Regions from separate parts of the Homo sapiens genome. Here region 2 is linked to region 1. Evidence: chromatin loops called from intact Hi-C (ENCODE). Cell type or tissue: IMR-90. All regions are shown on one strand.

The links. Peaks named below come from ENCODE experiments on the same cell type or tissue, not always from the same donor. Only the 100,000 strongest peaks of a DNase experiment are listed, where the experiment ranks them.
Region 2: it touches region 1 in a loop (2.6-fold over the local background); 3 of 110 quality-filtered maps call a loop at or near these places.

The regions. Positions count from the first base shown.
Region 1 is chr7:124,793,610-124,796,109 of GRCh38, forward strand. No RefSeq gene overlaps it. Among named protein-coding and RNA genes, the nearest start is that of LINC03043, 4.0 kb to the left of the region's middle. In IMR-90, no CTCF peak of the experiment used is centred here; no DNase peak of the experiment used is centred here.
Region 2 is chr7:123,973,970-123,976,469 of GRCh38, forward strand. No RefSeq gene overlaps it. Among named protein-coding and RNA genes, the nearest start is that of SPAM1, 50 kb to the left of the region's middle. In IMR-90, no CTCF peak of the experiment used is centred here; no DNase peak of the experiment used is centred here.

The DNA of each region.
Region 1 (2,500 bases):
CAACTCAGAGAGTCAGATGTGGAGAAATTTAGTAGAAATAACCTTCAATCAGGATACTCATTATGAAATTAGAGGATTTTGATCAGGTTATATTCCTGAAGAATATGGAACCTTATCCACCATCCTGGAAGGTTACTGGGAAAAAATTCATGTTTCTAAAATGATTATAAAATTTTCTTAATATTACATTAAATGAGTATTTATAATCTACAAATTATACACTTTTATCTACACTGAGATTTGCACATGTAATCTCCACACTAGGCACTATAAATTATTGTCCTGATTTTAAATCAGCTTTTTTCCTGAAGAGTTTCCTTCTTATTTGCCTCAACACAACACAATGGAAGGTGACTTCCAGAGGAACAAGAAACAGTTTTATATCAAATCTCTCATGACTTGCCTGATGATGTACTACAGATCTCACTGGTCTCTCTACATTTCTGACAGATTCTCCATCCTCCTCAAAGCACTGGATTTATAGAAATACTGTATATACCACAGACTTGTCTCCTTAAAACTTCAGTGCCAAATGTGCTTAGGCCATAAATGTCTGAGTTGACAGAGGACATTGATACTCCCCATGCAAGTCTCTTTTCCTATAAAAATGGAAGTGTCAGATTATGATAATTCTCTCTCCATCAGATGCCTATAAAAAACAAATTGAAGGAAGATAAAAGTTAGCAAGAAGTATGTAAGAATAAAAAAGAAAATAGCAAGCTTTAAACTATCCAAGGCTTTCATAACTGCTGTCATTTTGATGACATAGTTCTTACAGACCATTAGGCCATATCCAGCTTCCCCCAGCTGACAAGTCTGAGGTTCCTGCTGCTCTCACAATTGAGTGATGTGTCTGTATGAAGGAGAGAAGAGCCTTGAAAGTGGCTTTGTGTTTTTCATAACCACAGGAAAGTTGGTAAGATCTATCTACATTAATAGTTTCAAACATGGATGATCATCACAATTGTTGTGGGGGGGATTGTTATAAATTTCTAAATCCCATTCCCAATATTCTGGGATCCACTAGGTCTGTTTTTGTTCATTTGAGTATTTTTTTCCTTGTTTTATTACAGTAAAACTTTACATACATCAAAATGCACAGGTTTCTTTTCTTCACCCCTTTAAATTAGTTAATTATTTATTATTAGCAATCCATTTTAAGTCTTTATTTATTTATTTATTGAGACAGGGTCTCACTCTGTTGCCCAGGCTGGAGTACAGAGGCACAATTATGGTTCACTGCAGCATGGATCTCCTAGGCTCAAGCAATTCTCCCACCTCAACCTCCTGAGTAGCTGAGACTACAGGCATGTGCTACTTTTAAAATCTCTTGTAGAGATGGTGTTTTGCTATATTGCCCAGGCTGGCCTTGAACCCCTAGGCTCAAGTAATCCTCCAGTCTCAGCCTCCCAAGGTACTGGGATTACAGACGTGAGCCACTGAGCCCGACCTATTTATTTATTTATTTTTGGCTTTTAGCTACACCTATGTGGATTGCTTTTAGTAATTTACATATAATTACCATATGCATCTTTAAGTTATCACAGCACTTAGAGCTAATATTTTGTCCAGCTGACTTAAATGCTAGAGCTTAACTCCATGATCCTATCTATTCCCATTTTCTGTGCTATTATTGTTATAGATGTCAAATCCATATACACTATAAAACTCATGATACAACCTTATCTGATTTTTTTATATCAGTTACATAGCATGCTGAATATGCTAATAACTGAGTGCTGTACATTTCAATATTGCTAAGAGAGTAAAGTTCTAATGTTCTCATCACCAAAAATGTAAAATATTTGAGATGATTAATACATTAATTAGCTTAAACATTCCACACTGTATTAAAAAATCATAACATCACTTTGAACCCCATAAATAGATACAACTATAATTTGTCAATACACAATTTAAAACCAAAAAATGCAGTTGTCTTTTAAAGAAATTAAGGGAGAAAAAAAGGATATCATTTTAAATGCATTTACGTATTTATCTTTTCTTCTGCTCTTCAATCTTTCCTGAAGATCTGAGTTGTTTAGTCATTATTTTTCTTCAACCTAAAGAAAATTCTTCAGCATTTCTTACAGTGCAAGTTCTGCTCATGGCAAATTATCAGCTTTTATTTGAAAAGTCTTTGTTTTGTCTTTCTTTTTGAAGTTATTATTTTTGGAGATAAAATTCTGAGTTGAGATAATTTTATTTTCAACACTTTAAAGACTTGTTCCATTGTCTTCTGGCCTTCAGTGTTTTTGGTGAGAAGTCAATCATCTTTGAATCATTGTTTTCCTGTGTCTAATATTCCATCACCCTACCCCTACCTTCTCCCCACACACACCTCTGACTACTTCAGCATTTCTTTTCGTTTTGAGTTATCAGCAGTTTTATTATGTTACTGTTTTATATGCATTACTCCTACTGGAAATTATTGGAGGTTTTAAAGCCTGAAGTTTGTTTTCAGCCTTAAAAATTCCCCACCATATTTAGGGAATTTTGG
Region 2 (2,500 bases), 820 kb before region 1:
GTCGGGGTCAACATGTGCTAGGCATCTTTCGTTTACCCACTTAAGATTAGTTTAATCCCTCTTTGCCACGCTAAATACACGAATGCCCTCTAAATATGGATACAGCCACTCCCTCTTCGTTAAGGGTGAGTAACAATAACAATAATAGTAGTAATTCTAGTAGATGAAATATAAGGAACCTCTACTTTATGTCAAGTATTCTAATAAGTGCTTTGCATGCACCCTCACATTTGTTCCTCATAATACTTGAGATAGAAGCTGTCATTATGTCCATGATGAGGAAATTGAGGCTTAGATATGCTAAGTGACATAGCCACGATGACACAGATAGCAGTAAGAGAGTTGGGACTGAAATCAGATTTTTTCCTCTCTGCTGTGTTTTAAATTTCCCCTGGTGACTGATTTTCAATTGTATTCGGTGAACTTCATGCTCTGCCCCTCAGGTTGATGCCTCCCGTGGATGATCTGCTCACATCCCATTGGCTTCTTTCCATGAAGCTGCTTCTCAGATCATCCTGCCCTGCTGGCTGCACACACCTCAGTCTGAGTGCAAGTAATACATGCCTCCACTTGACCTGGAATTGAGGAAACAGCTTCAGCTAGAGCCCAGGGGTGTAGGACCCTGCTTGTCTGGGAGAAGGAATTTGAGGGACTAGTGAGTTATTGTCAGGCCTGAGTAAAATACTTTTGGCCATTAAAAGTAATGGCCAAAACCACAGTAACTTTTGCACCAACTCAGTAGTACCCCTGATACATCTGTGTGGCATGAAAGTGTATTGTAACTGCCTTGAGTTTCACTTGTATGATCAGGAAACGAAACACAGAGAGGAGAGAAAGAAAAAGAACACCAAATAATAAAACAAATTCTTTTAAAAGACGCTGATAGCGTCGGGGCATGGTTCTTTTCTGGGGTCCATACAAACACGTGCTGTTCCTTTTCTGAGGAATCCTGTCAGGCTACAACCAATGGAGGAGCCTGTTCCGCCTGGGGGAAATGACTGCAGCTGGATCGAGCTTGATTTATCTGTTGTTTATATTTTTGAATTTCCTCCTTCATATCTTTTCCTGTAAAATTATCCATCTGGCTTAAGGTTATAGAAAGGGAGTGTTGATTTCTGCCATTTTTATTTATTTAGGTTGATTCTGTGAAGTAGCATGGTAGAGTAAATTGGGACAGAGCAGAAAATGGGGCTTGCCCACCACTCCACTACTCTCAGGAAGATTAGGGCTAAGGATGCTATTGTCCACAGCCCTGTAAATCCCCTGGACTCCTTTCTGATTCTGATTCTAAAACACTGTCTGAGGCTTCCTGCCACAGTGGTGGCAGAACTATCTTCCTGCTTAAGATAGTTACATTGAAAGTCACACAGATGGACTTTCTGGGTGGCATCATCTGCTTTTTTTAGTATCCCTCACCCACATTTTGATTATACTATATATTTTGAGCTAGATTGTTGTCACTTCAAAGGCATATTTGTAGATATAAATTAGCAAGGGATTTCATTCAGCCAAGTAACAGAAGAGACACTTTGGCCTGAAACCTTTCTCCAAGATTACTTTCTTTACCATAAAAAAGTATTACTACATACTCTTGCATGTAGTAACCATTGGGTCTCCCACATGAAAGCCTCTAAATGAGGAAATCAGAATAAAGAAAATATTTATATCTGAATCACTTTGAACACAAAAAGGGGTGCTATACAAATGGATACTTGCATTAGGGTTGCATTTGAATTGATGGCTGGTCACACTGCAGTTTCATTTTAGTCCATTCCTAGCTTGAGGAAGTTGCACCTAAAACCCAGACATGTTTATAAGGAACCTGTGCAGCCAGGCTGTCAAGAACTTAAGTTTCCTAAGAACGAAGCAAGTTCTCAAAATACCTCAGGAGCTTTTAATTAGTCCTCACAACTCTCCCATGAAGTAGGACATTTTTTATCTGCCTCCAAGCAAGTGGTAAAACATCTATTTGACTTAAGGTCACAGAGAGAGAGGGGGAGTGCCAGAGAAGACCAAAACAAGAACTGAGCTTGATGTGAAGCCAAGCCCTGTTAGCTCAACAAAGTCAAGGAGATGAGCACAGGGGGACTTGGCAGTGCAGTCGGTGTTTTTCACAGTGATGATAATACAGTTCAGCAGACAAGGATGCTAAATGTATGCCTTGTGCCTTTCCTTAGACTGAAGAGGCTCAGATAATGGGGTGGGATGAGGATGGGCCAGTGTAGGTGAAGAGGAAAAAGCAGAGATCAAAAGCCATGTGTCAAGATAAGCAGCAGGTAGAGAGAGAGACTGAGGCTGAATGTAGAAGTGATGAGGATGGGGAGAGTGGGATAGAAAAATCCATCAGAAATAGATCTAGAAAGATGGAGGAGGAGATTTGATTGGCCTAGGAGTCAAGGTAGGAAGGTCGAAGTGGGTAGGTATGTGGCTTAAGATCATACAGACTATGATGCTTAGAGACTACCATGCCAAGGGTAAGAGTGGGAAGTTATTCGCCAAA